Linked DNA regions of Homo sapiens: all the other regions are linked to region 5. Evidence: chromatin contacts called from ENCODE Hi-C or POLR2A ChIA-PET data. All regions are on one chromosome and are shown on one strand. Each heading gives the region's core, a stretch centred on a gene start or an enhancer-like site at or near the end of the contact. The rest is flanking DNA. Distances are from core to core; before and after follow the strand shown.

The links. A loop is a pair of places that touch in the nucleus more often than their neighbours do. ChIA-PET counts read pairs that join two places held with the same protein, here RNA polymerase II (POLR2A). Pooled maps may share reads with other maps.
Region 1: a map of CD8-positive, alpha-beta T cell shows a loop between it and region 5 (19-fold over the local background). The contact joins the promoter of SRPRB here to the promoter of PIK3R4 in region 5. A Hi-C loop is called at or near these places in 4 of 168 maps with a recorded cell type or tissue (CD4-positive, alpha-beta memory T cell, CD8-positive, alpha-beta T cell and naive thymus-derived CD4-positive, alpha-beta T cell) and 7 of 50 pooled maps.
Region 2: a loop to region 5 is called in a pooled map, with 12 times the contacts of the local background. The contact joins the promoter of CHCHD6 here to the promoter of PIK3R4 in region 5. A Hi-C loop is called at or near these places in 4 of 50 pooled maps.
Region 3: a loop to region 5 is called in a map of CD8-positive, alpha-beta T cell, with 22 times the contacts of the local background. The contact joins the promoter of SLC41A3 here to the promoter of PIK3R4 in region 5. A Hi-C loop is called at or near these places in 2 of 168 maps with a recorded cell type or tissue (CD8-positive, alpha-beta T cell and naive thymus-derived CD4-positive, alpha-beta T cell) and 8 of 50 pooled maps. POLR2A ChIA-PET finds 5 or more read pairs at or near these places in 1 of 52 experiments (naive thymus-derived CD4-positive, alpha-beta T cell).
Region 4: a loop to region 5 is called in a map of CD4-positive, alpha-beta T cell, with 13 times the contacts of the local background. The contact joins the promoter of MCM2 here to the promoter of PIK3R4 in region 5. A Hi-C loop is called at or near these places in 1 of 168 maps with a recorded cell type or tissue (CD4-positive, alpha-beta T cell) and 6 of 50 pooled maps. POLR2A ChIA-PET finds 5 or more read pairs at or near these places in 1 of 52 experiments (CD8-positive, alpha-beta memory T cell).

The regions. Positions count from the first base shown.
Region 1 is chr3:133,803,772-133,808,711 of GRCh38, reverse strand. SRPRB (SRP receptor subunit beta) reads right to left here and starts at 2,897. Exons shown (of 7, transcript NM_001379313.1): 1 at 2,710-2,897; 2 at 2,009-2,103; 3 at 889-966. The coding sequence starts at 2,863. LOC105374116 (a long non-coding RNA gene) reads left to right here and starts at 3,229. Exons shown (of 3, transcript XR_924513.3): 1 at 3,229-3,624. RefSeq lists enhancers at 2,336-2,445, 2,476-2,525, 2,636-2,845, 2,986-3,045, 3,136-3,245.
Region 2 is chr3:126,702,426-126,707,057 of GRCh38, reverse strand. CHCHD6 (coiled-coil-helix-coiled-coil-helix domain containing 6) reads right to left here and starts at 2,818. Exons shown (of 8, transcript NM_032343.3): 1 at 2,659-2,818. The coding sequence starts at 2,745. RefSeq lists enhancers at 1,567-2,118, 3,179-3,238 and a silencer at 2,429-2,628.
Region 3 is chr3:126,082,399-126,087,435 of GRCh38, reverse strand. It overlaps SLC41A3 (solute carrier family 41 member 3), which reads left to right and starts at 3,312. Exons shown (of 11, transcript NM_017836.4): 1 at 3,312-3,343. ALDH1L1-AS1 (ALDH1L1 antisense RNA 1) reads right to left here and starts at 3,221. Exons shown (of 8, transcript NR_190231.1): 1 at 2,984-3,221. RefSeq lists silencers at 2,965-3,514, 3,555-3,664.
Region 4 is chr3:127,594,863-127,599,660 of GRCh38, reverse strand. MCM2 (minichromosome maintenance complex component 2) reads right to left here and starts at 1,250. Exons shown (of 16, transcript NM_004526.4): 1 at 1,189-1,250; 2 at 114-343. The coding sequence starts at 1,194. It also overlaps a transcript of TPRA1 not described here. RefSeq lists a silencer at 952-1,111 and enhancers at 1,142-1,261, 615-1,572.
Region 5 is chr3:130,744,511-130,748,948 of GRCh38, reverse strand. PIK3R4 (phosphoinositide-3-kinase regulatory subunit 4) reads left to right here and starts at 2,120. Exons shown (of 20, transcript NM_014602.3): 1 at 2,120-2,631; 2 at 3,685-4,438. The coding sequence starts at 3,731. RefSeq lists a silencer at 1,096-1,145 and an enhancer at 2,380-2,439.

The sequences.
Region 1 (4,940 bases), core at 1,648-4,147, 3.1 Mb before region 5:
ATCATGTTGGCCAGGCTGGTCTTGAACTCCTGACCTCAAGTGATCGGCCTACCTTGGTCTCCCAAAGTGCTGGGATTACAGGCGTGAGCCACCAAGCCAGGCCCCATGATTCCTTATATTTGAAATACACTCATATATACTCTGTAAGATATCCATTGCAGCACTGTTTGTAAAAGCAAAGGTTATAATAACAAAACTAAATGTCTATTAACACGGTCCAGATTAAGTAAGAATTTAATTTTATGGTATAGCAACAGAGTGGAGTACTATGCAGCTCATAAACCAACCAGATGGTACTATGTATACAAATGTAGGACAATAAGAAAAGCCCAAGTTGTATCAGCCGTATGAGAAAAATAATGGGCAGAACAGCATTTAAAAAAAAACAACAATAAAGGATATACAGACATGTTTGTATATGCACAGAACATCCGGAAGACTACATACAAAAAAAAGTAAGTCACTGCTTCTGAGGAGAAAACTAGGTAGTGGGGAAAGGAAAGGAAAAATTACTTTTCACCAAATATCTTTTCTAACCTTTTGAATTTTTGTCCCATGTGCATGTATTACCTATTCAAAACTTAAAAGGTTTAATGCCCACTCTTAAGAACTCATTGTAAAGTTGGAAAGAAGACACAGAAACAAAAAATAAGAATAAAATGTGATATAACATTACTGTACATTAAGGTACAACAATGCAGAGGAGGGCATGATTAAATCTACTGTACAGATTGTCAAGAGAATTTGTCACAAAGAATATGTTTCTCCATAAAAATAAGCTACAAATGGTACTTACATCCTCAGATGAACTCATCCTAAAAATGTCCTTAACTGACACACCACAGTAAAGTAAGACTGTCAGACTCCAAAACTCCACAAACATCTTACCCTGTTATTGTTGACTCTGTATACAGCACAGCTGTCAGTAATGGACGTCTGAGTGTCTCTATAAAGGCCTGTTAACAACTGTAAAAAAAACAAGATGGGTGATATTCAACATTTTAATAGCACACCTAAATTGAGTTATATTATTCTAAGTCTCCCAGGTGTAAGGTTAAGTAAATGAATGCTGCTTCCGACAGGTGAAAAAGACGATATTGATTTTTTTTACCTGTAGAAAAAAATCTAATTAATTGCATATTTTACTCCTCAGTGGAATAAAAACAACATTATTCTCAAAAGACAGTTAGTGGCCAAATTTGCCAAGCTTCTGTAAAGATTTTTAACCAACAAAAATGATTTGAAGCCTGGGCAACATGGCAAAATCTCATCTCTACAAAAAATATAAAAAATCAGCCGGGCGTAGTGTTGCACGCCTGTAGTCCCAGCTACTCGGAGGCTGAGGTGGGAGAATCATCTGAGTCCCAGAGGTCAAGGCTGCAATGAGCAGAGATCTCGCCACTGCACTCCAGCCTGGGCATTGGAGTGAGACACTCCCTCAAAAAAAAAAAAAAAAAAAAAATGGAGGTATTTCTTTAATGGAAGGGAAATAATTTATACTCTCAAAAAGAAGAGTTAAAAAGCAGAAAACCTCTCCTATTCACCACATTAAAATACACTGTTAAAAATACTAAATGTATTAAAAATAAATATTAGTAAAAAGAAGCCTAACTAGCCCACTATGTCAAAGAAGGATCACCCTGTGAAAAAGTGTCTTCGATAAACTGTCCTAAGAATTTGTTAACGAAGGAATTATAAACTGTAGGACACTAGCTTCTATGCCTTCTGCTATTCTGGAATGAAACTAATTAAATAAAATCCTTGAATGTGATAAAGACTAAATATCAGCATCTGGCAAGGGCAAACAGAAAAAAAAAAGGAGAAATGACCAATATTTCTCAATTATGGGTTTCTACGAGTCTTTTTGTTCTCCCAAGTAAGTCAAGAATTAACTTCCAAATTTAACAGCATCAGCTTCTTTTACAAAATAAACCGTGAGATGACAGGAATACTGGGATCTATAAAATTTTCTATTAAGCTTAACAGGGGTGTCAATGAAATCATTTACCCTGACAAAGAGCAACGTTTTCCCGGAATCACAAAGGCCAACAAGAAGAACAGCTCTCTGACTGCTCCTTCTGCTCCGGATTAACTTCCAGAAGACTGTGGAATAGACAGAGAAAAACAACAAAAATTACGCCTTGGGAATCAGTATATGTGCATGGCTGGGGTGGGGAAATTCACAGAAGTCTGTGACGAAACACCTCATTCACCTGGAACTGACTTTTATCATAATGGTTACTATTGCTGTTGTTAGGGATCCACTGAGAGCCAGGCACTGTCAACTGTCAACTTTTCTTTGCAGTCCTTACTCTGACTGGGACTCAGGTGCTATCTCACTACCTTGGTATCCCAGCGCCCGCACGCAAACACGGGAGGCTGAAAGTTGGTGTCAAGACCCTGAGTCTTTGCAGTGAGAACAGCGGAAGGCGAGGAACAGCGCGCTCAAGCGTAACAGGGCAGATGACGAAGAGCAATCTGCGCCCCAAGGACCAGGACGTTAACTCCGGGGGTTGCCCGGCATCCCCCTTAACGCCCAGCTGCTGCCGCTGCTTCAGGAGAGAGGGTGGGGTGTAGACTGGGTGGGTCTCACCCTCCTGATGCCCTCAAGGCGCCCTCTCAGCCCCGCGTCCCCGGCCTGCAGCGGTGCAGCCAAAGCCCGGACCTCTGCCCGCCCCAAACCCGCCATGACCACCGGCCGCCTTTTACCTAGCGTCAGCAGCACCGCAAGAACCGCCACCACTACTGACAACAGCGTTGGGTCCGTCTGCTGCAGCTCCTGCCGCAAGGTGTCTAGGTAGGGCTGGAAGGTGCCCCCGGCACCGCCGCCATCTGCCACCCGGCGCGAGTCCGCGGAAGCCATGGATGAGACGCGTGGTCCCCGGTACAGCAAAAGCGACGTGGCCCTGCACTCTGCGCAGGCGCGGGGAGCAGAGCCTCACGCGAATGGTGGTTCCTAAGCCATAGTCTCTCCCTCAGCCGCGGCGATCCCCCAAGTGCTTGATGGGAGTTGTAGTTCTCTGGGACTCCGTCCTCCTACAGAACGATAGGGGCAGACAGGTTATTTGTCGAGGGACACACACATCTTTTAAGAGATGAGTCAGTCGTCGTCACCTACGTTATGACTGTTGAAAGAATGATGAAATGAATAAAATGAATGAATGGCTCCCGAAACTACCACTGAGGAGTTCCCGACCGTCGCTAAGTGACGTGAGACTTGTGAAGAACTCAAGCATCCTACAAACATTTAATCTGAATTTAATGTGACAAGGGATGTGACAGATGGATGTACGGAGCGATGTGGGAATACATAATGGGACGCGGAGTCCATCATGAGTTCAGAGAAAAGCTTCTGGACATTGGAATTGAGTCCTGAAGAATGAGTTAGCATCTGCGAGTGGTTAAAGGAAAAAAAGGTGCTGTGCAGAAGAAAATGAGTGTAAGAAACGATGTATGTGGGAACCCTAAGTAATTCAGTGCCCCTACACTGTCAATCTAGGGCTGCAAACTCAAATGTCTGCATTAAAGGAAGCAACTAGGAAAATCAACGCCCAGGAGAGCTGGGGCTGTTGAAAACTGCAGGAGGTATTTCTGCTGAAAGTAGGGCCGACCCTATTCAGCCAGGTAGGTGTTATGGGACCTGGGTGGCCGGTTCTTCCAGTTTTCAAGAGAAGCAATAAAGGCAGATTTTTATAGGAAATTTTCCACTTTTGAAATTTTCTGTAGGTAATTGAAAGCATTCAAAAACTTGTGGCCCAAATAAAACACCAAAAGTGGCCAGCCTAGAGGGTCCCAGTTCACAGTCTCTGTCATTAAACAGCTGTCATTGTTTTAAAATGTACACATTATTTAATTTAATTGTATGGCTGAGTAGAGACATGAAGATGTCAGTGTCACTGAAAGATTGAAAAAAGTTTATTACAGTTCCACATTGCCATTGAAAAAGTTGTCAGCATCAAAATGGAGTCACTTGTATTTTTTTTTTTAATCAGAAAAATGGAGCTGGTGAAAGGCCATGGAGGGAGGGTTCTCAGGCACCCATGCCTGATGACAAAAACTGTCACAAAAGACTGCAAAAACCACAGACTTGCACAAAGGCCATCGCAACCTTACACACAAAAAAATACATCTGTTAGGACGGCTACCCAGCAACTCCCTGTCCAACCTAGTACTGATGCCATCCTTGCCATTTGATCCTTGTAGCCAAGGATAATTATCTTAAAACAATTATGGAATCTGACTCATTTTTTCTTTAAAAATCTTTGTCTTCCTTTACACCCCCCTGAATATGCACATAGTTGACTATGGCATGCGTAGTCCCATTGCAATGCCTATTCCAGAATAAATATTATTTTCTTTTAGAGCGTCCCTCTCTGCTTGTTATTTAGCTTGATACCACTCAGGGCCACACAAAACCTCACCATGCACAGGGACAAGGAAAAAGAGAGGAACTGGGGGAGGACCCGGTGACTCACAGCTATTAATCCCAGCGCTTTGGGAGGCCAAGGCAGGAGGATTGCTTGAGGCCAAGAATTCAAGACCAGCCTGGGCAACATAGTGAGACTCTGTCTCTGCAAAAAACATTTTCTTTTTTCTTTTTTTTTTTTTTTTTTTTTGAGACAGAGTCTCGCTCTGTTGCCCAGGCTGGAGTGCAGTGGTGCGATCTCGGCTCACTGCAAGCTCCGCCTCCCGGGTTCACGCCATTCTCCTGCCTCAGCCTCCCGAGTAGCTGGGACTACAGGCGCCTGCCACCATGCCCGGCTAATTTTTTGTATTTTTAGTAGAGACGGGGTTTCACCATGTTAGCCAGGATGGTCTCGATCTCCTAACCTCGTGATCCACCCACCTCGGCCTAAAACATTTTCTTTAATTAAAAAATAATTAGCCAGGCATGGTGGCATATGCCTGCAGTCTCAGCTACTTGGGAGACTGAGGCAGGA
Region 2 (4,632 bases), core at 1,569-4,068, 4.0 Mb after region 5:
TGACCTCAGGTGATCTGCCCACTTCGGCCTCCCAAAGTGCTGAAATTACAGGCATGAGCCACCACTACCAGCCACTAACACTTAATCTTACAGGGACGAGAACACTTTCTAAGACCAGGCCTCAGGAATTAAATACAAATGGTCATTAAGAATATTCAACTTGCTCTAAAGAAGCTGGGGCAGATCTTCTTTGGCATCTGCTTCTCATTAAATGAACTGATTTGTTCCCTTTGGCAACTGTTTTGTTGATCTGGCAATCTTTTTCACTCACTTGCCTAAAGACAAGGTGAATTCCTCAACCCTCAAGTAACTCTGCTAACAGAAAAAGCCTCTACACCAAAACATCCTTTCTTCATACCATCACCTCCTTTCTTCAGTTTTCCTCTTTCAAACACAAGCAGAAGGAAGGACGTGGCTCTCATAACGTGGGGCTGTGCACCTTACTGTGCACCTCTGGACAAGTCATTTATCCTCTCTGATTAGTTTGCCCAGCTGGAAAAGAAAGCAGTCAGTCACCAAAGTTCCTTCCAGTTTTAAAACTAAGTGGGGCACTATCATCCCTGTCAGGACAGGTATGGGTATTGTCACAAAATTTTCAGGCTGCCTTGCATACATCATGGGGGGGAATTGCAGAAGTGAGAAAAAGTTGCTTTTTGCACCGAAAAGATCTTAATTAAAGTCCCAGAAGTTACTCAGGTTAACACCTTGGGCAAATTCCTTAACTCCTTTAAGCTCAATTCTCCATCTTTAAATACAGAGAATTTATATGTTGCAGAAGTATTTAAGAGAACTAGAAATGAAATGTACCTGTCTTATATAATACTCAAAAAACATGAGGTTTCCAATCAACTTGAAAGAAGGCACCCCCAAAGGCACTCCCCTGAACCTCTGAGGACTCCAACTTAACTTTCCAACATTCCCCAAAACAGGAGACCAAATCACAAGGGTGAGAGCACCCAAACAGAGCCAAGCTTATCTTTCTAAATTCCAATTCAGGTTCCTCCCTCTCGGCCTTCCAACACAAGCCATCTCCTCCCCCATTTAATCCTTGCCACGAGTGAGGTCCACAAAACTATACAACGCCTAGCAAGCACCAAATGTGCCAAGTACTCTGCTAGGCTAAGAAGAGAGGCCTCCACAAAGCACTCTCTCTGTGCGTTTCCTTAACACTTTCACAGACATCATCTTATCCTAGGCAGTACCTAGGATACATACACACCCAATTTTTTTTTTAATGTGGCCATTGAGGCTCAAAAGAGTTTTTTACCCAAGGTCACACAGCTAATGAGCACCTGCCAGAACTCCTGAAGTCTGTCTTTCTAAGCCACCTCCCTAATTCCTCCTTAATTAACTAATTCATCTACACCCAGCTCTGTGCGTTTCATTTAATCCTAGTCCCTTTTACTGGGTTCATTCATCTCTCCACAGTTACTTACAAAGCACCTGCAGGTGTAGACACAGGTGGAGGAAGAGGCCGAGCACAGCAACATGCCCTGGAATTGGCTTGTTTCAATCCCAGCTCTCCCACTTACTATTTACATGATCTTGGATCAGTTCGTTCACCTCTCAGTGCCTCACTTCTCCTTAATCTACAATAATGGGCTAAATAGGGCTGTTGAAAATTAAATCAGTTAACTTATAAAGGGTTTAGTCCAACGCATGGCCCCTACACTGCAATAAGAGCTGCTTTTATTCTTCTGGGTTCTGGGGACAGTCTTCAATCAGACAGGAACCTTAGCCTCAAAAAGCTTACACTCTAGCAGTAAACGCAATAAACAAGTAAACAATTATCAACAGAAGCGATCACTGTGATGAGTGCTATGAAAATAATAAATGTTGGACGCGGGGTGGGAGGTTACTTCAGATTGGGTGGTCAGGGAAGGATTCTCTGGTGATATCTGAATTACAACAAGAATTACAAGAAACAGCGGGATTTAAGGAGAGCTGAAGGAGAGAGAACAGCCGGCGCACAGACCCTGAGCTGAGCCAGCGGCACCCTCCAGGAAAACACGGCGGTCCTGAGGCTGGGGACGAGGTGCGGGTGCCACGCGAGGGAAATGGCACGAGATGCAGTCCCAGAGGGATGCAGTCCCCAGAGGTCGACGGGCAGCGGCCAGCTTTGGAACCAGGGAAGGCATCATCCAAGCGCGCTAGGAACCCACTGGAGGGTTTCAGGCAAGGAAGGGGATCAGATCTGAGCTATGGTTCTTCCTGCGCCCCGCAGATGTGCTGTGGAGAACAGGCCGGCGGGGAAGAGCTGAGTCCCCAGGCAAAGCCCAGGTGGGAGACACCGCGTACCCAGAACGAGATGCGCGCACCTGAGGGGCCACGGGCTGGGAGGCCGGGCGCAAATTCAAGAAACGTAAAAACTAAGCCGACCGGAGCCAGGACGTGGCCAGGGCGTCCCTCGTGTCCCAGGGGCCTCGCACCTGTACAGTTCTTCACTCCTCCTTCCCTGAAGCCCATGTCGCGAAGCTCCAAGGCTGCCAGCCTCGGGCTCGCGTCTCGGCTCAGCCTCTTCCTGGCCTGAGCCCCCGGAGTCTCCCAAGCCCCACGCCCCTCACGCGTGGAAAGAGCCCCGGCCCTGCGCTCCGCCCCGCACCTCCCCCCCGCGCCCGCGGCCTCCACGCCCGCCCCGGCCCAGGCGGCGCCGCTCACCCGGACACCCTGCAGCACCCGGACCCGCTCCTCCTCGTCCACTCCGAAGGACACCCTGCGGCCCTCGCTGCTCTCCGTGCTCCCCATGGCGAGATGCCGCAGGGCCGGCAGCCACCAGACCCGAGACCCGGCTCCAGAGCAACCGGGCCAACAACGCTTTCCAGGACTCGCGCGGCCGCGGCACACGCCAACAAAGCCACGTCCTATTGGCCGACGCCAGAGGCTTCACCAATCGGGTGGCGCTGAGTCGCGGTGCCTTGTGGGGATTGCAGTCCTTCCGTCTGGAGGGGTGGGGGCGTGGCGGTCTGTGCCTGCTAGAGTGCGTTAGGCTGAGGCCGAAGATGTGTACCGGCGGAGGCCCTGGAGTGGAGGGCTGGGTGCAGGACAGGGTCACGTTCTCGCTTTGGGAGCTCCCCCTTGAGGGAGAGCCAAGGGTGATGTTCTGAGGCCAGGAGACGCCGAGACGGCCAAGGCGCTCATCTGGAGGCGAATTTCTGAGGGTTCACTGCTCCATTCATTCAGCAAACACGTGTAGAGCAGCACGGGCTGAGCGCCAGACGAGCAGGGACCTGGCCCTGGCATTACAGCGCCCCTCAAGACAGCGAGTGTCCTGCCCTTGAGAGGTTTACAGTGCAAGGGGAAAACAAGTGAAAAGCCAAACACGCACGCAAGGAAACTGACTGTAATACACGGAAAACTGCATGGCGATGCCACTAGTAAAATGAACAGAAGGAGGCCTCTTTTAATTTCAGTGGCCAGAGCAACCTCTGAGGAAGAAGCTTTGAACTGAGCCGGCGGGAGAGTAGGATTTATGTAGAAAAAGGTAGGGGAAGAGGTTTCCTGGGAGTCTCAGGCAGGAAAAGAGAAAGAGGGGTCATCCCATGGCTGGAAAGTGAGAAGAGGGCAGAGGAGTGGTGAGGACCCAAATCATGTCGGGTCTTGTGAGGCAGGGTCTGAGTGTGGGTTTTATTCTAAACGCCCCGGGAGGACAGGGAATGGTCCTAAGCCGTTAGGAGGCATTGCCCAAGGAGTGTACATACCATGTGTGGAGTGCAGTGTGCCAGGCATTGTGTGTAGGCTTCTTACACAGGACCCTATGTGTAAGGGAGCACACAGACGGTTGCCAGTCATAGACACTGCTACCTTCAAATAAGCCCCTTTTTGTTCCTCTGAGTTGCTGAATGGCTTTGATTTGCAAAAGTGCGCCTGAAGCCGAGCTGAGGAAAACTAGATGGCTACATGAAATAGCCAGAAAATATTTGGAGCTCCTATTGGCAACCTGGAAAGAAAGGGGTGAGGAGGAGAGAATGATTGAGAGAGAGCAGTAAGGCTCTGAGATTGAGAATAGCTCAGGGTGAAGAAGCTAGTAAACATCCCAGAGCTGGTGTGACGATGGAATCTTTAGGAACAAAGGTGTCTGCTAGTTTCATTCAAAATACTTCATTGGCGCACCCCACTCCATCACCTCTGTCGTCCATTTCTTCCCTATAAGCAGAGCCTGCGTAGGGGATTCTGGTGCAAGGAGTTTCCTGGGGGAGCACCTCAGGAGAAAGGAAGTTAGGGAGACAGGCTAAGAGGGGTGGGGACCGGGGGCCGCGGGGAAAACTGAGTAAAGATGTGGTCAGACCTGGTCCTGGGCTTTCCTTTGTCTCTTTTCCTTGGAGGTTTATGATTACTAATTCAATCTCCTTACTCGTTATTGGTCTGTTCAGATTTTCTGTTTCTTCAAGACTCAGTTTGGATAGATGGTATGTTTCTGGGAATTCGTCCATTTCTCCTAAATTATCCAGTTTCTTGGTGTATAATTGTTCATAGTAGTTGATTATGATCTTTTGTATTTCTGTGATATCAGTTGTAATGTCTCCTCTTTCATTTATACTTTTGTTTATGTGAATTACCTTTTTTCTTGGTTAGTCTAGCTAAGGTTTGTTAATTTTGTTGATCTTTACTGTTGATCTTTTCTGTTGTTTTTCT
Region 3 (5,037 bases), core at 2,063-4,562, 4.7 Mb after region 5:
TAACCTGAGGTCCTAAATTATATGACGTTTGTTTACAAACACTTATTCCATTACCTTTACCTGATTAATTTATTTGTTTACCTGGATTATTAACAAAAACTGTGACAGTCATTATTGAAGTTATTTCCCTGTTAACCATTTTTATAGCTGTGAATTTCAGGTGTTTACTTCAATAATGAACTTATGATTAAATATAAGAGTATTTTTTCCAGTAACTCATGATTTAGCTGTTTTCATTAAACCAACCATATTCCATGTCTTATTTATCAAAAATTATACAAGCAAAGATCATTCTGTCTTGGGCTGGGTTTTATAGTTTTATAACCCTATGGCTAATCTTATAGTATTCTGAAGGAATAAGCATGAAGCTACTTGATCAATAAATGCAAACAAAAATACTAACAATTCTTAGAACATTTTAATTTTTTTTACCAATGATTTTAAAGACAGTTTATTTATTAAATATTTTACTTGTCACGTGAACTTGAAAAGCATTGATTAGTATTTTTTGATCAAGTATTTAAGTGCTTTTATTTTTACTTAAGCTAATTAGAGCTCTTTTACATATTTTTAGTAGTGACACATTGTGTACACAACACATAAATGCATAGCGTATTAGGCATGGCAATAGAAGTACATCTTATGTATTTGTAAGACCTCTTTTTCCCTTAGACTTTTAAATTCATGATAGCCTGTTTCATCACCCTGGGCAGTTGTCAGCTAAATAGTCCTACATTTGCATATTAAAGGAAACAACTCTTAGGTGAAAAATCAGATAGCAAAATTTACATCTCAAAGTACCAAGAGACAGTCTGGTTTGCTAGAGGGAAATTAAAATGGATTTAATTTGCCATTTAAACAAAATTATAGAAGTCTATTATAAAATCCTTTTAAATACACACACACACACACACACACACACACACACACACACACAGATCCTATAGCTTTTACTTCAGAACTTTAGCCATGAGATAAATACAAATTCCCCAGCTTGCAAAAAAAAAAAAAAAAAAAAAAAAAAAAACAAGAAAACAAAGAAAAAGAAAAATAGGTTAGATCCAAACAGTGGTTTTTAATTTCAGTACAAAAGTAAAAGCAGATTTAAAGCAGGCAGAAAATATAGAGAAGAAGAGAACTTAGGAACTCTATAGTGTACAGGTTGACCTTAGGGCTCTTTTCCTTAATGTAAATGTGCACAAGGATCATTATATTTCCATTTTACATAAGCTCTGGCAAGTAGACGCACCATAAAACCAACAGAGTGCCCGAAATGAGGTCATTCTCCTTGTTTTCTCCTCATTCTTAGATCATTTGTTTCCCACCTTTTTTTTTCTTAGAAGTAGGAACTGAGCTGTGGCCTAGGGTTTTTGTGTGGTGGATCAATGTGTGCTGCTTGTGGGCAGGACCCCACCATGTGTCACCACTGAGTTGTTTCCACCCTGTTACATGTCTCAGTTTCTCTCTCCAGAGGTCTATTACCTTTGAGAGGGCTCAAAATGATGGGTGATCAGTCCTTATATGCATTCCTGGACAAGCCATTTTTAAAATTAATTTTTGTTGGGGATTTCCCCATAGGGCTGCTGCATGTCACAGGATGTCAACCCCCCCCCAGACACTCCCACAAGGCCCCCAGTCACCCAGGAGCACGTTTTGGCTGGGAGGAGCAAATGCCTTTCTCTTTGGAGTTGAGAAAACTCAGTCTCTCATTTACCTATGAAAACAACAGTTCAATTCCTCACACAAATGCGCAGACAAGCCGAATCAAGATTAATTTTGGGAGAAAAAGCAATAAAGAAAACCCTTTAGAATGTGTCTCTGAACTAGAATTAGAATCCTTAAACAACAACTTCCTAGGAGAAAAACCAGCTCACACTAAACGAAGGACTGTCAACCAAAGGGCGATCTGGGGCTCAGGAGAACTTAACCAGTTCCATCGGGGGAGAAGCTAGAAGTCTGGGAGGCTTCAATGGGCCCCACTGGTATCTTCGCTCCGAGTTCAGGCAACTCCTTTGGGGTCCTGAGTCTTCTCTGAGGCCCCACGCTGGGTGCCAAATTATTGTGGAAGAGTCAAACTCTGTAAAATATTTGAAGAGATTTATTGTGAGCCAAATATGAGTGACCACAGCCAGTGACACAGCCTTCAGGAGGTCTTGAGAACATGTGCCCAAGGAGGTCGGGGTGCAGCTTGGTTTAATACATTCTGAGGAGGCATGAGACTTCAAGTTAAGTTCATTTAAGAAATAAATTTGTTTGATCCAGAAAGGCAGGAAAACTCAAAGAGGGGGAGGGTGGTTCTAGGGTATAGGTCAACTTAAACATTTTCTGGTTGACAATTGGTTGAGTTTGTCCAAAGACCTGGGATTAAAGAAAGGAATGTCTGGGTTAAGAGGTTGTGGAGACCAATGTGTTTTATCACGCAGATGAAGTATTCGGATAGGGTAGCAGGCTTCAGAGAGAAGAGGCTGTAAAATGTTTCTTATCAGACTTAAAGTCTGTGTTGATGTTAATGCAGGAGAGGGATAATGAGGCATGTTCGGCCTCCACTTCCCCTTATGGCCTGAACCAGTTTTTCAGGTTAAATTCTAAAAGTCCTGGCTGAGGAAGAAGTCCATTCGGATGATTTGGTGGTTGGGAACGGGGAGGTGCCTTATCATTTATTTTTTGGTTTAAAATATAATGATATATTTTACCAAGTCTTGTGAACCATCAGGCCTCCCTCAGGCCCGGACTGGGAATTGCCAATTTCGTTAGGTGTGACCGTAATACTATGAGAATGTTTAAAAAAATAGGCCTTACTGATTAAACATACTCGAGTATTTAAAGGAGAATTTATCCACTGGGATGCTTTAAAATTACTCTGGGAAAAAAGGGAAAACGAAAGGCATGTGTGGGGTGAAGCACAGACTTGTCGTTGTTGTTTTTAAAGCAAAAGGCGGGTCCCAAGGGAAGTTGGCTGTCGGTGGGTTCCCGTTCTCCGTACCTTTCTACCTTGACAGCTCCATAATAAAACCTGCAGCCGCATAGGCGCCTCTCCCGTAGCGCTCCCGCGGGGGCGCCAGTGGGGCCCCAGCTGCGAGGAGGGCCCGGGCTCGCGAGACTCGGTCCCCCACTTCCGTCCCCGCGATCCCCGGCTCCCAGCCCCCCGGGCCCCCGGCGGGGCTCTGCGCTGCCGGAGCTTGGGCGTCTGCTGCTGTCCCGGAGCGCCAAGTCGTCCGAGGTCCGGCCGCCCGGCCGGGGCGGGGCCAGGGAGGCCCGGCCTTCCCGCTTCCTGCCTGAGCCGCAGGCCCGCCCCTGCGTCCTCCGCCCGCCTCTTTCCCGCCGCCGCCTGGGAGGGGACCCGGTAAGCGCGGCCCTGTTCCGGGCGGGGTTGGGGCGGAAGGTGGGGTCAGCTGGGGCCCAAGGGGGGTCGGGGAGGCGCGCGGGAGAGGGCGCCCGGGAGTGGGTGCGCGGGAGGCGAGTGAGCCGGGCGCCGGGCCCTGGGGGCTCGGCGGGAGGGGGAGTCAGGTGGGGACCGGGATTTGGGGGACTCGGTGGGGGAAAGGCGCGCGGGAGATGAGGTAAACACGAGGGGTCGGAGGGGCGGCCTGGGGCGGGGTGGGGCCATGCCTGGGGTAGGCCACGCCTCGGGGAGGCCGGGAGAGAACCCAGGCGCTGGGGGTCGCGGGGGAGCCGGCCGGTCCTACCCTTAGGTGTCTGAGGCCGCTCCCCACACCGCTGCGGTGTGCATTCAGCGGCCCTGTCTCCTCCTTCCTGGCCTGCTCAGGGCACGGCTCCTGGTTGGATGTCACACGCGTGACTCCTGCAGCGCCCGCGCGCAGGGACCCCTCGCTGCCTCAGCCAGACCTCCCGCCAGCCTCTACCACAGGCTCAGCCCACTGTCCTGGGTGGGCTCGGTGCAAACCTCTGGTGAAGAAAACCTCCTGGGGGTGCCCAGCCGGGAGTCTGTCTCAGAGTCCCACACTCTCTCCATCCAGGAGAGCCGGTGGGATAGGTCTCTTTAAAATCCCGTTATTTATTTGTTTATTTTTTCCTCTTTCTTCCAGTTTTTTCCATATGACTTTAGTGATCAAATCCCACTTTTTTTTAGAAGGCTTTTTTTACACCAGTGGTTTTCAAACTGTGGTCCCAGGACCAGCAGCACTGCCTTTCCTGAGATCTGCTAGAAATGCGGGTTCCCCAGCCCCACCCTGACCTTCTAAATCCTAAACCTTGGGGGTGGGTCCCCATACTTGTCTTTAGCAGGTCCTCCTCGTGGTTCTGACCATTGATCTGAAACCTTAGGGCTTTGAGGAGTCTGAACTGGGGTTGAGGATGGGCCAGGTGCCCTGTGATGATAATGCATGACTCCATTTAATCTTCACAGCCCTACACAGTAGGTAGTATTACCCCATTTCACAGATTAGGCAACAGAGGTACAGAAAGTTTAATTTTTCCAAGGTCACAGACCTAGAAAGGGGAGGAGCTGGGATTCCAACCTTGGGTTCCGGCTCCAGAACATTCCCACTGAGGCGAGGTCCCCTGTGAAGGTGGGGAGGGGTGAAGCCCAGAGGTCCTGGCGGCCTCCCTGCCAGGCAGAAACCATTAGTTCCAGAATCACGACCAGCCAGGTGCGTGGTCAGCAGTGGCCCTGCCTGCCTGCCTTTGGGCGAGCCCTGGTCTGTGTGAGCTGCTGGGTCCAGGTCCCCGGGCAGGATGTGTTCGCACTGGGGTGCTGACGGGGCGCCTAGAGGCCTGGGTCCAAGGCCAACCTCACAGGGTGACACAGGGATGCTTCTGGGTGACAGAGTGTCCGTTTCCTCCTCAGTCTGATGGGGGCGGATACCCCCCAACCCCATGCTGGCAGCTGGGAGGGTGGGCAGCCTCACAGACTCAGGCGTGGCTCTGAACTGTGGCCCCAGGTGGTCCACAACCTGTCCTGCCCAGCCTAGCCCCTTTCAAGGCACAAGGGTCTCTGACCACTGCCCCATAGCAGGGTTTCTCGGCCTCCACACTACTGACATTTGGGGTGGGGCAGTTCTTTGTTTTGGGGGGCTG
Region 4 (4,798 bases), core at 1-2,500, 3.1 Mb after region 5:
AGGCAAGAATGCCATCGATTCATCTGCTCCCAGCTCCCAAAGCCAGGCCACCAGGCACACAATGGGCTCTCTGCAAAACTATCTGCTGAGTCCAGGGCCTTGAATGAAATTACCTTTCCATGCCATCTCCAATGAGCTCCTCTCCATCCTCTTCTTCCTCCAGGGGCCCCTCTGTGCCTAGGAGCCCCTCGGACTCATCCTCAAATGGTGGAAGGTCACGGCCAGGGCTGGAGGTGAGGGCATCAGTACGCCGGGAGCTTCGGCCAGGGCTGGAGGTGAGAGGATCATTGCCTCGCCGACGCTGGGCCGGGCTGGATGCCATGGTGAAGGATTCCGATGATTCCTGCAAGAGAAGGTGCGGTTGTCAGAAACCTAGGAAGCTGGTGAGGCATGATACAGCTTCCTTTTTACCATCAGGGGCCTTCCCTTCTTTCTCTCCACCTGTGACTCTTGTCCTCCAACACACCAAACCCCTTCCAGCCTCCAGATCTTTGCCCTTGCTGTTCTCTCACCTGGAATGCTCTCAGCTGAGCAATCTGAGTCAGTGGCTTCCAAACAAATAGAAGCCAGCTCAAATATCGGGGTCACCCACATCACCGTGCTTTCTCCATGAAAAACCACTGAGGTTATGTCATTTGCCTATTTACCTGTTTACTGTCTATTATCTCCCCTTAAGCATTAGACCTATTTCAGCACACACAGTGCGCAAGGTATTGTGATAGAGATGGCATAGAAGAGCCACCAAAACAAGAGGTCTGGAACTCAGATGTGGAACAGACAGTATACAAGACAAAGGGACAAGAAGGTAATACAAAAGTAAGTGTAGTGTTTGGAACAAGGATCATTGGGAAATTAAAAAAAAAAAAAGTTTAAAGGAGTGTAGTGAAATGGGGGCCTGTCTTTTGTACGCTCAGCGCCACACAGATGGCGCCCAATAAGTATGTGTGGGGTGAATAAAGGACAGAGGCTGAACGGGCCGAGCTCGCCTTAGGGAGCCCAGGGCCCCAGGTCAGTGGTAGGTAGGCGAGTCGCCTCACGCAGGGTGCAGGCGAGAAAGTAGCTGCGCCCCAGAGCCTGGGGCCCAGCCTCACCCAGAGCGCCGCCCTGGGCCGGGGCCAGAGTACGGGAAGCGCGCAGCCTCCGCACCCATGTCCCCGGCGCCCGCCCGCCACGCGCCAGCGCGCTCACCGCCATAGCAGTACCACGATCCTCTCCGCCACTACAGCAACAACCAGGTTTCGCGCGAAAAGTGGTTCACGTGACCCACCAAAGCCCGGGAAGAGCCCTACGGAACGCGACGTCATGACGTCGGCGTCCACTGGCGACCAGAAGGGACACGGAGGGGCGGGCCAGAGGGTCCGGTCCCGCCTACAACGCCCGAGGCGCTCCGCCCAGAGCCCGGAGGTGTGCGGCCCGGCGCTGTGCGCGTGCGCTCGCCTGCGCTGTGGTGGGAGCTGGAGCGGAGGTAGAAGCTGAGGCTCCAGGGGACCCGACGACACTTGCTGGCTGCGTGACCTCGGTCACACCAGGGCCATTTTGCTGACAAGACAACAGAGGCCGGGCGCGGTGGCTCACGCCTGTAATCCCAGCACTTTGGGAAGCCGAGGTGGGCGGATCACAAGCTCAGGAGTTCGAGACCAGCCTGACTAACATGGTGAAACCCAGTCTTTACTAAAAATACAAAAATTAGTTGGGCATGGTGGCACGGGCCTGTAATCCCAGCTACTCGGGAGGCTGAGGCAGAAGAATCGCTTGAACCTGGGAGGTGGAGGTTGCGGTGAGCCGAGATCCCGCCACTGCACTCCAGCCTGGGTGACAGAGTGAGACTCCGTCTCAAAAAAAAAAAAAGACAGCAGAGGTTCAGAGCCTGGTTTTCTGACGCTTCTTACCGTCTTAGGAGCACAATGGTTTAACTTCTCCCAAAGCTCAAAGGCTCAATACTTCAAGCAGCTGGACAACTCTGGGATTTTGTAGGAGGTCACATCTGAGGCTTTAGTAGGAGTTATCTTTGCCCAGGGGAGCGAAGACGCAGGGAGGATGTTACAGATAGAAGGATGCCATGTGCAAAGCTGCAGAGGTCATGGCAGGGCCCGGATGTGCAAGCCCCTCCCTAAGAACTAACCCTAGGAGCTTATGATGCCGGGCAACAGACAAGACTTGAGGGAGAGAAAATCCGGATCAAAAAAGAGCTAGATGTTTTTCTAGAGAGTTTGACTATTCTGTATTCTGAAAGCAATGGAAGGCCATGGAAGCATTTTGAGCAGGGTGAGACGTGAACTAGTGTGGGTTTTAGAATCCCTCTGGCTGCTACCAGGTGGAAGTGGATTGAACGAGGTTGAAGGCAGCAAACGAGGAGGTTGCTGTGGTTCTTGTCTAGTTCCAGGCAGCCTTAGTGAGCAGAGGCAGGGCTGAATCGCAACCCTCTTAGCCAGGCACTTTGTGCAGTGAACAAGCATCTCTGCCTGGGACCCAGGGTAGGGAGGCAGGAGTGATGGAGAGAACTGGAAATACAAGATGTTTAGGAGGTGGAATCTTTTTTTTTTTTTTGAGACAGAGTCACTCTGTCACCCAGGCTGGAGTGCAGTGGTGCAACCTCAGCTCACTGCAACCTCCACCTCCCAAGTTCAAGCGATTCTCGTGCCTTAGCCTCCCGAGTAGCTGGGATTAGAGATGCACGCCATTGTGCCCGGTTAATTTTTGTATTTTTAGTAGAGATGGGATTTCACCATTGTTAGCTAGGCTGGTCTCCAACTCCTGACAAGTGGATCCGCCTGCCTTGGCCTCCCATAGTGCTAGGATTACAGGCGTGAGCCACCACGCCCGGCCAGGAAGTGGGGTCTATAGGTGTTGGTGATTGAGGACAGCAAAAGAGGCATGCAGGATGACACCAGGATCCTGGCTTAGCTAGGTGGATGATAGCTGAGATAGGAGCGCACAGGAAGACCAGCAATTTAAGGGGGAAGAAGATGAGTTTGTTTCTGGCTGTGCTGAATTTGGGCCGAGGGGACATATCCAGGAAGCTGTTGGATATCCATGTATGGGACTCAAGGGCGTGTTTGGACTGAAGCTGTAGATTGCCTTGGGAGTGGTTGTATAATCCAGAGTGAGTGCAGGGAGATGAGAAGGTCTAAGCCTGGGACCTGGGAAACCCCAACAGTTAAGAGACACCAACAAAGGATGTGAAGGATGCACCTCGGATGCTAGGAGCTGCTGACAGGAAAGCTGAAGAGACTCTGCATGGGCTTGTGTTATCTATTGCTGCATAAAAAATTATCCTGGGATGGCCAGGCATGGTGGCTCACACCTGTAATCCCAGCACTTTGGGAGGCTGAGGCAGGTGGATCACCTGAGGTCAGGAGTTCAAGACCAGCCTGACCAACATGGAGAAACCCTGTCTCTATTAAAAATCCAAAATTAGCCAGGCGTAGTGGCGCATGCCTGTAATCCCAACTACTCAGGAGGCTGAGGCAGGAGAATCACTTGAACACTGGAGGTGGAGGTTGCGGTGAGCCGAAATTGTGCCATTGCACTCCAGCCTGGGCAAAAAGAGCGAAACTCTATCTCAAAAAAAAAAAAATTATCCTGGGATTTAGCACCTTGAAGCAATTAGCACCCACTGTCTCGGTGTCTGTGGATCAGGGATCTGGACACGATGCCACTGGGTGCCTCTTCTTCAAGGTCTTTCAAGGCTGCAGGCAAGGTATTGGCCAGGGCTGCTGTCTCCTCTGAAGGCTCATCTTCAGGAGGATCCCCTTCCAAGCTTCTTCACATGATAGGATTCAGGTCCTCATAGGCTGTTGGACTGAAGACTTAGTTTCCCACTGGCTCTTGGGTGGGGGCCTCTCTACAGAGCAGCTTACAACCTGGCAGCTGGTTTCTTTCAGAGCAAGCGAACAAGAGAGAGAGGCCATACAAGACAGATGCCATGTCTTGGAAGTGATATTCCTTTACTTTTGCCATATTCTCTTAGCGAGAAGTGAGTCCTGAGGTCCGGCCCACACTGAAGGAGAGGAGATCCTAGCAGGGCTGGGGATTATCAGGAGCCCTCCCAAAGGCCACTGAAGAGAGCAGTCAAGATGGTGGATGGGGTCAGCTGGCTGCCCAGAGGTCATCTGATAAGGACTAGGAGCTGTTAGTGGCCCTGGCGATAGCAGATCTGGGCTGGCCGGTGTGTCTGGAGTCAGACACTACATTGAAGTGTGTTGACAGGTAGGATGCAGGGAAGTGAGAAGGGTGAATGTGAGTTACTAGTTGGAGGCTGGAGTGCTTTTATGTCACCCAAAGATGTATGGGTCAGAGAGGCATTCCCAGGTGTGGAATGGACTGTGAGAGCTGGGACAGGCACTGGAGTGGGATATGGCTTTTTCTCAGATGAGAGGTTCTTGGACATGTTTAAACACTGGTTGGGGGCAGGGTAGGAGAGACAGAAAGGTGGGTGGGGTGAGTAGGCAGCCTCTATTATGGCCCTGATGGCCCTTGCCTTCTGGTATTCACACCCTTGTGTGATCTCCTCCCAACAGCATAGGACAGATGTGGTTGGATGTTACTTTGGAGATTCAGTTACAAAAAGACTGCAGCTTTGCTCACTCTGAGAGAAGGCAGCATCCATGTCTTGAGGACACTCAGGCAGCCTGGGACAGGCTTGGGGAGTGAGGAGCTGGGACCCCAGCCAACAGTCATGCTGGACTTGCTCCAGGACACATCACCTTGGGGTTTGCTCTTCCCAGGTCAGTAGGCATCCAGCGCTGGGGCAGCTGCTTCAGGACATCGCCGAGGACAAGTCTCCTCCCCATTCTGG
Region 5 (4,438 bases), core at 871-3,370:
TGTATCTAGAATATATAAAGAATGCTTACAACTCAATAATAAAAAGACAAATAAACCAATTAAAAAATAGTCAAATCATAAACATTTCTTCAAAGAAGATATATGAATAGAAAACAAGCACAATAAGAAAGATGCTTAACGGAATTGGTTATTAGGGAAATACAAATTAAAGCAACAATGAGATACCACTTAACAGCCACCAGGATAATAAAAAAAGAAGATAATAACAGTGTCAGCAAGAATGTGGAGAAATTAGAGCCCTCATATATTGCTAATGGGAATGTAAAATGGTGCCTGCACTTTGGAAAACAGTTTGGCAGTTTCTCAAATGTTAAACATAGAGCTACCATATGAGCCCACAATTTCGTTCCTCAGTATCTATCCAACAGAAATGAAAACATATGGCAACACAAAGACTTATAGACTAATGCTATGAACATAGGAACATTATTCATAATAACGTAAAAGTAAAACAACTCAAATGTCTATTAACTAACAAAAGGGTAAACAAAATTATTTGCAACAACAAATAAATGAAGTACTAATACAAGCTACAATAGGGATAATCCTCAAAAACATTACCCAAAGTGAAAGTCAGTCACAAAGACCACATATTATATATAAAATGTCCAGAAAAGGCAAGTGTATACAAACAGAAAGTAGATTAATGATTGCCTAGGGCTGGAAGGGGGAGGAGAAATGGGGGAGAACAGGGAGTGACTCCGAATGGTTTCAGGGTTTCCTTTTGGGGTAATGAAAATGTTTAAAATCAGGCAGGCTGGGCGCGGTGGCTCATACCTGTAATCCCAGCACTTTGGGAGGTCGAGGCGGCGGATCACTTGAGGTCAGGAGATCCAGACCATCCTGGCCAACATGGTGAAACCCCATCTCTACAAACAATACAAAAACTAGCGGCCGGGCGCGGTGGCTCACGCCTGTAATCCCAGCACTTTGAGAGGCCGGGTGGATCACGAGGTCAGGAGATCGAGACCACGGCGAAACCCCGTCTCTACTAAAAAAAAAATACAAAAAATTAGCCCGGCGCGGTGGCGGGCGCCTATAGTCCTAGCTACTCGGGAGGCTGAGGCAGAAGAATGGCGTGAACCCGGGAGGCGGAGCTTGCAGTGAGCCGAGATCGCGCCACTGCACTCCAGCCTGGGCGACAAGAGCGAGACTCCGTCTCAAAAAAAAAAAAAACAAAAACCTAGCTGGGCGTGGTGGCACGTGCCTGTGGTCCCAGCTACTCTGGAGGCAGAGGCATGAGAATCGCTTGAACCCGGGAGGTGGAGTTTGCAGTAAGCCGAGATGGCACCACTGCATTCCAGCCTGGGTGACAGAGCCAGACTGTCTCCAAAAGAAAAAAAAAAAGGCCGGGCGCGGCGGCTCACGCCTGTAATCCCAACACTTTGGGAGGCTGAGGCAGGCGGATCACGAGGTCAGGAGATCGAGACCAACCTGGCTAACACGGTGAAACCCCGCCTCTACTAAAAATACAAAAAAATTAGCCGGGCGTGGTGGCGGGCGCCTGTAGTCTCAGCTACTCGGGAGGCTGAGGCAGGAGAATCGCTTGAACCCGGGAGGTGGAGGTTGCAGTAAGCCGAGATCGCTCCACTGCACTCCAGCCTGGGCGACAGAACGAGACTCAGCCTCAAAAAAAAAAAAAAAAAAAAAAAAAAAAAAAAAAAAAAAAAAAAAAATTAAAATCAGATTATAGGGATGATTGCACAACTCGATAGATGTATTAAAAACTACTGCTTTGTACATTTTAAGCAGGTGAACTTTATGGTATGTAAGTTATATCTCACCAGAACTCTAAAAATCCAGCTTGGGATATATTAGTTTTCCTAAATATTCTTGAGTTCTCTTAACTCTGTTCTGCTGTCCTGGGAGTGAAGGCGTGTCTGAGCAGATTCTAGGGGATGTCAGAAACCTCAGCGTTCGTGAATGAAAGGTAGAAGAGCAGGAAGGGGAATAGATCTTTGTCAGAGCATCATTTTCTCCCTGTAGACTCGCCCAAAGTAAGACCACGCCTTCCCTAGTTTCCTAGCAACCGGTTTCCTACCCTGGCAATTCCTCAAGGCTCACTCTTTTTCGTCACTTCCGCTCGGCGACAGGAAGTGAGGTCAGACCGGTTGCTTTCCCGGGAGTTCGGCGTTTGCTGGGGCTGCAGCAGCTGAAGTGTAGTGTTTTCTTGGGACTGGCGGTCTGCACTTCTCTCCCGGGTTCCATCTCCCCCCGCCCGGTGGTGAGGCCCTCGAGGAGGGCTCGGACGGGTGTAGCGATCCGCGCTAGAGGAAGACGAGGCCCGGGAACGCATGTCCCCCAGGGCAGGTTAGGGGGCTGGAGGGGTCAAATCCCGGGGTACTTGTGGAGACTCTTTAGCGTGGCTTCTTCTCTCTGCTGAGACCCCGAGAGCTTTCCCAGTTCTCCTCCCAGGACCACCGGGGTTCCTGAAGATCGGGACTTTTCTGCGCCCCTCCACCAACAGCCCATCTCCTGTCTATGAAGAAAGACCCTTCGTAGAAACAACTTCCCCGCTGCTGACGCGTTTTCCCGTCCCGTCCCCGAAGTAGTCTACTATGACCTCGTTGTGAGCCTCTGAACGATTTTGACACTTTCCCGAGGCCTAGGGTAAATGTTTATGTGTGCTCAAGGTCGTGTGTGTATATGTGTGGCATTTATTTCCTGCAAAACCTGAGTTAGCAGAACCCTGGGGTACGTTTAGCTAGTGTATACTTTGGTCTGCTTTTCTTTAACATCTGTGGCAAGGTTTCTTGTTGCAGACCAGCGAAGTTTGCACCTTCTTTTAGCTGGGTGAGAGGGCACACTGGAATTAGGCAGGAAGTGTCCAGGAGTTAACTGAATTTTTAGATCTTAGTTTGACCTTTTCAGTTTTCAGTTTTTCTTTTTTTTTTTTTATTTTTTGAGACGGACGGAGTCTCGCTCTGTCACCCAGGCTGGAGTGCGGTGGCGGGATCTCCACTCACTGCAACCTCTGCGTCCTGGGTTCAAGCAATTCTGCGTCAGCCTCACGAGTAGCTGGGATTACAGGCACCCACTACCACGCCCGGCTAATTTTTGTATTTTTAGTAGAGACGGGATTTTAACCATGTTGGCCAGCCCCGTCTTGAGCTCCTGACCTCGTGATCCTCCCGCCTCGGCCTCCCGAAGTGCTGGGATTACAGGCGTGAGCCACCGCGCCCGGCCAGTTTTAAGCTTTTAATGTGTCTCTTTCTTATTTCCAAGAAACTACAGATTCTTGGACAAGAACTATGTCATATGGTAACTTTGTAATTCTCATAGCCCCAAGCACAGCACGGAACACATAGTAAAGGCTCATTAATATTTTAAATTTAAATATGAGAAAATAACACAAACTAACATTTTTGGCTTAAAGTTGAAGAGGCCTATCTAAATATAGTTCAGCTCCTGGAAATGGCGATGCGCAATAGCAGGGTATTTTTAGGTAAAATAACAAGGTCTTCTTGGAGAAAATAACATGGTCTTTTTAGATAAATGTGTGTGAAATTTAGAGGCTGCCCCAGAAGGCTAGGTACAGTGCTGTTAGTGGAAGAGAAGTATGCTGCATCTGTCTTTTTGGAAGAGACCAAATAATGGAATAATGGTGTTTCACAGCTTCTTTGTTTCTTGTCTTTTTTCTTCATTTGTTTTTATTTTAAACAGGTATTATATCCTAACCTTACTAAAGACCACAGAGGTGCTTGCCATTATGGGAAATCAGCTTGCTGGCATTGCTCCCTCCCAGATCCTTTCTGTAGAGAGTTATTTTTCAGATATTCATGACTTTGAATATGATAAAAGCCTGGGGAGTACTCGGTTTTTTAAAGTTGCTCGAGCCAAGCACCGAGAAGGCCTGGTCGTTGTGAAGGTTTTTGCAATTCAGGATCCCACATTGCCTTTAACCAGCTATAAACAAGAGCTGGAGGAACTGAAAATCAGGCTTAATTCTGCACAGAATTGTCTACCTTTCCAGAAAGCATCAGAAAAAGCATCTGAGAAAGCAGCTATGCTCTTTAGGCAGTATGTGCGAGACAATCTCTATGATCGCATCAGTACCCGTCCATTCTTGAATAACATTGAGAAGCGCTGGATTGCTTTCCAGATCCTGACAGCTGTGGACCAAGCACACAAATCTGGAGTTCGTCATGGGGACATCAAGACTGAGAATGTGATGGTCACCAGTTGGAATTGGGTTCTTCTAACTGATTTTGCCAGTTTTAAGCCCACTTATCTTCCAGAAGACAACCCGGCAGATTTCAATTATTTCTTTGACACATCACGGAGGAGAACTTGCTATATTGCTCCTGAACGTTTTGTTGATGGTGGGATGTTTGCCACTGAGTTAGAATATATGAGAGATCCTTCAACTCCGCTTGTAGACTTAAATAGCAATCAGAGAACAAGAGGAGAGTTGAAG